Regions from separate parts of the Homo sapiens genome. Here region 2 is linked to region 1. Evidence: chromatin contacts called from ENCODE Hi-C or POLR2A ChIA-PET data. All regions are on one chromosome and are shown on one strand. Each heading gives the region's core, a stretch centred on a gene start or an enhancer-like site at or near the end of the contact. The rest is flanking DNA. Distances are from core to core; before and after follow the strand shown.

Region 1 (5,018 bases), core at 1,750-4,249:
CGGGCAGGGTGGCTCACGCCTGTAATCCAAGCACTTTGGGAGGCCGAGGCAGGTGGATCACCTGAGGTCAGGAGTTTGAGACCGGCCAACATGGTGAAACCTCGTCTCTACTAAAAATACAAAAAAAAATCAGCTGGGCATGGTGACGGGCGCCTGTTGTCCTAGCTACTCAGGAGGTTGAGGCAGGAGAATCACTTGAACCCAGGAGGCGGAGGTTGCAGTGAGCCGAGATCATGCCGTTGCACTCCAGCCTGGGTGACAGAACAAGACTCCGTCTCAAAAAAAAAAAAAAAAAAAAGAAGAGAAGTAATGGAAATGATATCCTCCAACTGCAAGCAACCCAAATGAATGTCCAAATGTCCTTTAACTCTTCAACTGATATACAGATAAACAAACTGTGGTACATCCAAATAATGGAATACAACTCGCCAATAACGAGAAACAGACTATTAACATGCACGACATATGCAACAACAACAGAGATGAATCTCACATGCACTCTGCCAAGTGAGAAAAGCAAGACACAAAAGAGTGCATATTTTTGTGGAATGATGTATGATTCCATCTATGAGACATTCTAGAAAACATAAAGCTAGAAGCACAGAGAACATACCAATGGTTGCTAGGGGTTGGGGGTGGCAATAGAGGAGACTGCAAAGGGGCATCAAAGAATTTGGTGGTGGGGGTGGGAGAAGTCTTTTTTATCTTTTTTTCTTTTTTTTTGAGATGGCGTCTCACTCTGTTGCCCAGGCTGGAGTGCGGTGGTATGATCTTGGCTGACTGCAACCTCCACCTCCTGGGTTCAAGCAATTCTCCTGCCTCAGCCTCTCAAATAGCTGGAATTACAGGCATGCGCCACCATGCCCGGCTAATTTTTGTATTTTTAGTAGAGATGGGGTTTCACCACATTGGTCAGGCTGGTCTCGAATTCCTGGCCTCATGTGACCCACCCACCTCGGCCTCCCAAAGTGCTGGGATTACAGGCGTGAGCCACTGCGCCGGGCCCTTTTGCATCTTGATCATAGTAGTGGCTGTGAGACTGTATACATTTGTGACAACTTGCAGAACTGCCCACTAAAAAGGATACATTTTACTGCATGTACATTATGCATTATTAAACCTGACATTAAAAACGCAAAAGCTGAAAAAAAAACTGGGGCCTAGTTAGTGGCCCCAGAAAGAAAATACCTATAGATTCCTTTTTTTTTTTTTTTTTTTTTTTTTTTTTTTTTGAGACAGAGTTTTGCTCTTCTTGCCCATGCTGGAGTGCAGCAGTGCAATCTCGGCTCACAGCAACCTCTGCCTCCCGGGTTCAAGCAATTCTCCTGTCTCACCCTCCCAAGTAGTTGGGATTACAGGCATGCGCCACCACGCCTGGCTAATTTTGTGTTTTTAGTAGAGACGGGGTTTCTCCATGTTGGTCAGGCTGGTCTCCAACTCCCGACCTCAGGTGATCTGCCCGCCTTGGCCTCCCAAAGTGCTGGGATTACAGATGTGAGCCACTGTGCCCGGCTAGATTCCTTTAAATTCAAGTGTTTATTGCAATGTGTTCTTCCCTGTAGCATTTTTACTTTTGTAAAAAGAGCCTGAAACTTTTGTATAAAAAGAAGGGTGGCTGTGTGTGCATGTGTGCATTTATTGTATATGCATAAAGAAACTCTGGAAAGATACACAAGAAACTAATAACATCAGAGACTGTGGGAGTGGGATAAGAATTAGGGAGAAGGAGGACTTGGTAAGGGAAAGAGAAAGAAAATTGTGTGTGTGTGTGTGTGTGTGTAATGTATATAATTTTTGAACCATGTGAACAGATTACCTATAAAAACATTAAATTACCAAAAAATCAAAAGGTTGAAAAGAAAGGGAAATGCTTAATCCCTAGGTGTGACTCTCCACTGGAGGAATCTGTAGGGGGTGGGATTCTTGTGGCAGCTACATCACATGAGCGTCTGCTTCCTGGGCCTTGGCCCCACCCACCTGGTTTAGTAAACTGGAAGCAAGACTGCGTTCCCGAGCAGATGGCCCAGGGTGGCTCCTGGTCCGGTTCAACAGAGAGTAGCTCTAAGCACACGCCCTTTCTTCCCCAGACATCTCCCCAGTGTGTATTCCAGTGGTAGACATTCCTTTTAGTCTTTCACCCCACAATTGGAATAAGACTTCACATTGCAGGTTTTCACCGAAGGAGTAATGATGGGCCTAAATTCATACTTCGTTGTAAATGTCTGATATCAGATTCTTAGACTCTTTCCCAGAGACCTGTTTTGTAAGAGAGCGATCAGACCTTATGAAGGTCTCAGGCTCCTGAAATCTAGGGCAATGGAGGCTTGGAAGACACAAGTTAATTACTTCCCAGTCTTGGCCGGGCGCGATGGCTCACGCCTGTAATCCCAGCACTTTAGGAGGCCGAGGCGGGTGGATCACGAGGTCAGGAGATGAAGACCATCCTGGCTAACACGTGAAACCCCGTCTGTACTAAACATACAAAAAAATTAGCCGGGCGTGGTGGCGGGCGCCTGTAGTCCCAGCTACTCGGGAGGCTGAGGCAGGAGAATGGCGTGAACCCAGGAAGCAGAGCTTGCAGTGAGCCGAGATCGCGCCACTGCACTCCAGCCTGGGCGACAGAGCAAGACTCCGTCTCAAAAAAAAAAAAAATATATTACTTCCCAGTCCTGTTTGTGGCAGACCTAGATGAAAGTTCTAGGAAACACATGCTTTGGAATCAGCCTGAACTTGAATCTCAGGACCCAGTCTGTTCCTACCTGTGAGCCCTTGGCCAAGTATTTCTCCTCTCTCTGTCTCGTTTTCTCATCTGTGAAATGGGAATGCTAATAACACCTTTGCCGGATGAGTTGACATGAGAGTAAGAGGCGAGCTTGTGGGTGACCGCAGGCAGTGCCATGAATGACCCACTTTAGGTGCTGAGCACCCAGGAGCCCTTCTTAGTGCGATTTGCCTGGGCTGCCTTGAGACCACACATGTGATGCGGGGGTGGGGGGGAAAGGGTAACAGAGAGGAGCAGTGACATGGAACAATCCCAAGAATGAAAGCAGGGCGGCGGGGCTGACTCACCGGATGACTCACTTCCTTGCCCAGGGATGTTCTGAGCATCCACGGAGCTGCTTCTCATAGTTCTCATACCCTTGGTTCCTTCTCTGTGGGGAAGGCAGGAGGAAGATGCCCCTCCTCGCCCAGAGCAGGGATCAGAATGTGGGACCTTCTCCGTCATACCCAGAACCATGGAGACTAGCTGGCACCCCATTTTTTAATTCACAAAATAACAGTCCCCATAAGATGTAATCTTTTTAAGGAAGAATAGTTTTTGCCCCAGGAGTACAGGAGAGATTCTAGACTCCTTTTGCCCTTTTCCAAATTATCACAGGGAGATCTGGACCCCGTAGAATATTTGAAAGTGCAGAAAAATGCAAAGAAGCAGAAAAAATCACCTATAATCCTATCGTTTAAACTTTATCACAGTGATGAGTTTGGTATTTTTCCATTCTATTTTTTTTCTCTGTATTTTTTCATTATATAGTCAAGTTTCTGCAGTCTATATCAGCACTATTCAAAGGAAATATGCAAACCACAGGTGTGAACCATATATGTAATTTAAAATGCTTCAGAAGCCTCATTAAAGAAAAATAAAAACAGGTGAAATTGTGTGTGTGTGTATGTGTGTGTGTGTGTATATATATATATATATATATATATATTTTTTTTTTTTTTTTTTTTTTTTTTTTTTTTTTTTGAGATGGAGTCTCACCCAGGCTGTAGTGTAGTGGCATGATCTTGACTCACTGCAACCTCTGGGTTCAAGCGATTCTTCTGCCTTAACTTCCTGAGTAGCTGGGATGACAGGTGCCTGCCACCATACCTGGCTGAATTTTTATATTTTTAGTAGAGACGGGGTTTCGCCATGTTGGTCAGGCTTGTCTCAAACTCCTGACCTCAGGTGATCCGCCCGCCCTGGTCTCCCACAGTGCTGGGATTACACGCATGAGCCACTGCACAATATATTATATTCAACCAAATATTTCAACAATATCATTTTATCATATAATCAATATAAACATTTAGCAATTTTTATGATTATTAAATTAAAAATGAGATATTTTACATGCTTGCACATCTGAATTCAGAGTTAGCCACATTCAAGTGTTCAGTAGGCACGTGGGGCTGGTGACTACCATGTTGAACAGTGCAAGCCTGTGCAACCCCTTTTTTTTTTTTTTTGAGGCAAGGTCTTACTCTGTCACCCAGGCTGGAGTGCAGTGATATGATTATGGCTCACTGCAGCCTTGACCTTCTAGGCTCAAGTGATCCTCCAGCTTCAGCCTCCCAAGTAGCTGGACTACAGATGTATGCTGCCATACTTGGCTAATTTCTTTTTCATTTTTTTAGAGGTGGGGTCTCACTGTGTTGTCCAGGCTGGTCTCGAACTCTGGCCTCAAGCAATCCTCCTTCCCAAAGTTCTGGGATTACAGGCATGAGCCTTGTCTGGCAAGTTCATGCAATTTCTAACTTGCTTTTGTTTTTGCTTAAATTACATCCTAAGTATTTCTCATATCATAAAATCTCTTTTGAAAAAGATAACTTTTATGAATTTCAATAACATGTATTTATTATCTAATACCAAAGGTAATATATTGGTTCGTGTTTTGGTTTGGTTTTTGTTTCTGGCCATTCAAGAACAATTTATGTTAGCTGTTTGATATAATTACTTCCCGACTATTTTCTCAGCAGACATTCACATTGAACAAAAATTGGATGCATACAATATGTACTGCTTTATAACCACCCTTTTCATTTATTGATATGTTATAAACATACAATGTCAGAGTTACACATGAGCCTGTATCCAGAGCCAAGCAGCCCAAACAACTGTTCTCTTCTCAGCAGTGGGAGGGGTAGCATTTGCATCCCCACTTCTCAAAAGTGGGAACTGAGGCTTAGAAAAGTAAAATGATTTTCATGATTATGAAGTTGAGATTCAACCCAGGTCTTTTGATTTTATCTCCAGA
Region 2 (5,018 bases), core at 1,449-3,948, 160 kb after region 1:
TTTTAGATGAAAATATTTACTTTCAGCAGATTTTGAGACAGTCTTGCTCCGTTGCCCAGCCTGCAGTACAGTAGAGCGATCTCAGCTCATTGCAACCACCTCCTCCTGGATTCAAGCAATTCTTGTGCCTCAGCCTCCCAAGTAGCTGGGATTTACAGGCATGTGCCACCATGCCCTGCTAATTTTTGTATTTTTAGTAGAGACAGAGTTTCACCATGTTGGCCAGGCTGGTCTCGAACTGCTGGCCTCAAGTGAGCCACCTGCCTCGGCCTCCCAAAGTGCTGGGATTGCAGGCATGAGCCACCACACTTGGCCTTTCAGCAGCATATTGACTGACAACAACAACAAAAATTTATGAAGGGAGCGATCCAACTTATAGACCATGTGCCATTTTAAAAGCTTCTTTATAGCCAAGATTTCTTCTCGATATCAAATTAAGAAATTTAACAGCTATGCTTTCTGAAGACTGTTTCCATAGAGCTTCCAAGTGGTAGTAAACTTTTAAATCAGGATTTGGCTATGTGCTCAACTCAGAAGACTGTCATTAGCAATAGCAGTAGGTACCACTGAGTGCCACTGCGGACTCAAGTAGACAAAAAAGAAGAAAGAAAAGCAATCAAGGGGGAAAGGTAGATATAGTGAAGTGGTAGAATCTTGCTATATGTTGCCTCTAGGTATAAATCTAGAACTAACTACTCCTGAAAATGGAGGTAGTAGGAGGTGGGAAATAATTTTTCATTTTGCTTGGGAAATTTGGTTTGTAAACCTAAAATAGCCCTTATTTCTGGGGAAAAAAAAAAAGATGTTTAAAGTCCAGTCTAAAAGAGAATTGTGTCCATGTGTCAACTTGTCATATTCAAGTTTTCTAATTAATTTAGTTTTCTTTTAATTTAGAAAAGCAAAATTTATTAATCACTGGGTGGTATTTTCTAATGAGAAGCTTGAACTTAGTTTAAGAAAGAAGTGCTCTGACAATCTCATAGTCCTTAAGAAGTTCTGAGACTATATTGTCAGATAGCTAAATGCTAAGAGGAGAGTGTAGTTTGTAATTGAGTAGCTTTATCCTCCTGGAGATTTTTAAGCTGTATCCTATAATATACTCTTGGTCAGGTTGGGTAGTATGATTCAAGGCACTTGGAACCGTCTTGGGGAATATAGCTTGGTAATTGAACTGCTTAAGCTTATTATTAATATTTAAGCTATAGTTCCAGGCCCATTCCAGAGGTCCCCCAGCCAATGCACTTCATAAAAGGGAAGATATATCTTAATATACCAGGTTTGTATCTCATGCTACCATTGTAGCATCAAAAAAATAGACATTTAAATCATGGCTAATAACAAATTTTAGAATGAAATAGTTGGTAAATTTTGTGATTTTAAACTTTTCTTTTTGTGTGTGTGTATATGCAGCAATGAAAACTACTGGATGTAATTTAGATAAGGTAAATATTATCCCTAATGCCCTGATGACTCCACTCATACCAAGCAGTATGATTAAGAGTGAAGATGTTACTCCAATGGAAGTAACAGCAGAAAAAAGATCTTCCACTATTTTTAAGGTAAGCTGTATTGACTAGTGCACAAACCTCCTATATAAAAATTGCTGTCTTTTACTTTTCCTATTTTTTTAACATTATTTTTACTTTGGATGCACTTAATGAATTTTGCTGTAAAGAGGGAATGCTTTATACTTCAGCAAAATTGCCCACATAGTGACTTCCAATATACAAGGGAGGAATTAATATGTTGTATGAGATATTGATGAAAGTACTAATTTTAGCATTTTCAGAATTAGAGATGTTTTTATTTTTTTCCCAGTCTTTTCCCATAACTTTCTGTTTCTTTTTTTTACTTGTCTTATCCCCTGTAATGTTACTGAGGAGCCACAAAATTGAGATATTTTGATACCTGCTCTTCATGAACCATAAAATTACTGTGTTCTGATTACCCTTAATTCACCTAAGCATATCAATAGCCGATTATTCTACTTCCTTGTTTGACTATCTTTGCTTGTCGTACTTTTAAAAAATATATCTCAAGGAAAATGAGACATCATGTTATGGAGAATTGTAGTCCTGTACCTGTTTTCTAAATGATAATAATATAGAGTGGAAAGCTGGTCCTGCATATATTTTTAGAGCAATAGTGATTTTTGATGTATGTTACAAACTTGTTTAATGTTTATATATTCATAATATTTGGGGATTTTTATTTTTTAGACTACAAAGTCTGTTGGATCAACTCAGCAAACATTAGAAAACATCTCAAACATAGCAGGAAATGGCTCTTTTTCATCACCATCATCTTCCCACCTACCTTCTGAAAATGAAAAACAGCAGCAGATTCAGCCCAAGGCATACAACCCAGAGACCCTGACAACTATTCAAACCCAGGACATCTCACAGCCTGGTACTTTTCCAGCAGTTTCTGCTTCTAGTCAGCTGCCCAACAGCGATGCACTATTGCAGCAGGCTACACAGTTTCAGACAAGAGAAACTCAGTCTAGAGAGATATTACAGTCAGATGGTACAGTGGTTAATTTGTCACAACTGACTGAGGCATCACAACAACAGCAGCAGTCACCACTACAAGAACAAGCACAGACTTTACAGCAGCAGATTTCATCAAATATTTTTCCATCACCAAATAGTGTGAGTCAGCTTCAGAATACTATTCAGCAGCTGCAAGCAGGGAGTTTCACAGGCAGTACTGCTAGTGGCAGCAGTGGAAGTGTTGACTTGGTCCAACAAGTTTTAGAGGCACAGCAGCAGTTATCTTCAGTTTTATTTTCTGCTCCAGATGGTAATGAGAATGTTCAAGAGCAGCTTAGTGCAGATATTTTTCAACAAGTCAGTCAAATTCAGAGTGGTGTAAGCCCTGGAATGTTTTCCTCAACAGAGCCAACAGTCCATACCAGACCAGATAATTTATTACCTGGAAGAGCTGAAAGTGTTCATCCACAGTCTGAAAACACGTTATCTAATCAACAGCAGCAGCAGCAGCAGCAACAGCAAGTGATGGAATCTTCAGCCGCAATGGTGATGGAGATGCAACAGAGTATCTGCCAGGCAGCTGCCCAGATTCAGTCAGAGTTATTCCCTTCAACTGCTTCAGCAAATGGAAACCTTCAGCAATCGCCAGTTTACCAGCAGACTTCTCACATGATGAGTGCATTGTCTACCAATGAGGATATGCAAATGCAGTGTGAATTGTTTTCTTCTCCTCCTGCAGTTTCTGGAAATGAAACTTCTACAACTACCACACAGCAGGTTGCAACCCCTGGCACTACCATGTTTCAGACATCAAGTTCAGGAGATGGAGAAGAAACTGGAACACAAGCAAAACAGATTCAGAACAGTGTCTTTCAGACCATGGTCCAAATGCAACATAGTGGGGACAATCAACCTCAAGTTAACCTTTTTTCATCCACAAAAAGTATGATGAGTGTTCAGAATAGTGGTACCCAACAACAAGGTAATGGTTTATTCCAGCAAGGGAATGAGATGATGTCACTTCAATCTGGAAATTTTTTGCAGCAGTCTTCTCATTCACAGGCCCAACTTTTTCATCCTCAAAATCCTATTGCCGATGCTCAGAACCTTTCCCAGGAAACTCAAGGTTCTCTCTTTCATAGTCCAAATCCTATTGTCCACAGTCAGACTTCTACAACCTCCTCTGAACAAATGCAGCCTCCAATGTTTCACTCTCAAAGTACCATTGCTGTGTTACAGGGCTCTTCAGTTCCTCAAGACCAGCAGTCAACCAACATATTTCTTTCCCAGAGTCCCATGAATAATCTTCAGACTAACACAGTAGCCCAAGAAGCATTTTTTGCAGCACCGAACTCAATTTCTCCACTTCAGTCAACATCAAACAGTGAACAACAAGCTGCTTTCCAACAGCAAGCTCCAATATCACACATCCAGACTCCTATGCTTTCCCAAGAACAGGCACAACCCCCGCAGCAGGGTTTATTTCAGCCTCAGGTGGCCCTGGGCTCCCTTCCACCTAATCCAATGCCTCAAAGCCAACAAGGAACCATGTTCCAGTCACAGCACTCAATAGTTGCCATGCAGAGTAACTCTCCATCCCAGGAACAGCAGCAGCAGCAGCAACAGCAGCAGCAACAGCAGCAGCAACAACAACAGAGCATTTTATTCAGTAATCAGAATACCATGGCTACAATGGCGTCTCCAAAGCAACCACCACCAAACATGATATTCAACCCAAATCAAAATCCAATGGCTAATCAGGAGCAACAGAACCAGTCAATTTTTCACCAACAAAGTAACATGGCCCCAATGAATCAAGAGCAACAGCCCATGCAATTTCAGAGTCAGTCCACAGTTTCCTCACTTCAGAACCCAGGTCCTACCCAGTCGGAATCATCACAGACCCCCTTGTTCCATAGCTCTCCTCAGATTCAGTTGGTACAAGGGTCACCTAGTTCTCAAGAGCAGCAAGTAACTCTCTTCTTATCTCCAGCATCCATGTCTGCCTTGCAGACCAGTATAAATCAACAAGATATGCAACAGTCTCCTCTTTATTCCCCTCAGAACAACATGCCTGGAATTCAAGGAGCCACATCTTCGCCTCAACCACAGGCTACTTTATTTCACAACACAGCAGGAGGCACAATGAACCAACTGCAGAATTCTCCTGGCTCATCTCAGCAGACATCAGGAATGTTCTTATTTGGCATTCAAAATAGTAAGAAACTCTAATTTTTCATTACTTAATTGGTCATTATTATTATTAGAAGGAAGCAGAGTGCAGTGGTGCGATCTCAGCTCACTGCACCTGCACCCTCTGCCTCCCAGGTTCAGGTGATTCTCCTGCCTCAGCCTCCCAAGCAGCTGGGATTACAGGTGTGCACAACCACGCCCAGCTAATTTTTGTATTTTTGTTAGAGGCGGGGTTTCACCATGTTGGCCAGGCTGGTGTTGAATTTTTGACCTCAAGTGATCCGCTGGCCTCGGCCTCCCAAAGTGCTGGGATTACAGGCGTGAGCCACCACA

Evidence for each region. Hi-C counts contacts between places; a loop is a spot of excess contacts on that map. ChIA-PET counts read pairs that join two places held with the same protein, here RNA polymerase II (POLR2A). Pooled maps may share reads with other maps.
Region 2: a pooled map shows a loop between it and region 1 (4-fold over the local background). The contact joins two enhancer-like sites. A Hi-C loop is called at or near these places in 1 of 50 pooled maps. POLR2A ChIA-PET finds 5 or more read pairs at or near these places in 3 of 52 experiments (A549, HEK293 and activated T-cell).

The regions. Positions count from the first base shown.
Region 1 is chr16:69,527,777-69,532,794 of GRCh38, forward strand. No RefSeq gene overlaps it. Among named protein-coding and RNA genes, the nearest start is that of MIR1538, 36 kb to the right of the region's middle. RefSeq lists enhancers at 1,850-2,144, 2,132-3,331, 2,601-3,310, 2,890-3,184. Within about 2 kb of position 3,000, at least 13 of the 41 ENCODE cell types and tissues checked have a DNase peak (open chromatin) inside an H3K27ac peak, as active enhancers do.
Region 2 is chr16:69,689,530-69,694,547 of GRCh38, forward strand. It overlaps NFAT5 (nuclear factor of activated T cells 5), which reads left to right. Exons shown (of 15, transcript NM_138713.4): 12 at 1,411-1,559; 13 at 2,220-4,710. Among named protein-coding and RNA genes, the nearest start is that of SNORD13H, 17 kb to the right of the region's middle. Within about 2 kb of position 2,699, at least 2 of the 41 ENCODE cell types and tissues checked have a DNase peak (open chromatin) inside an H3K27ac peak, as active enhancers do.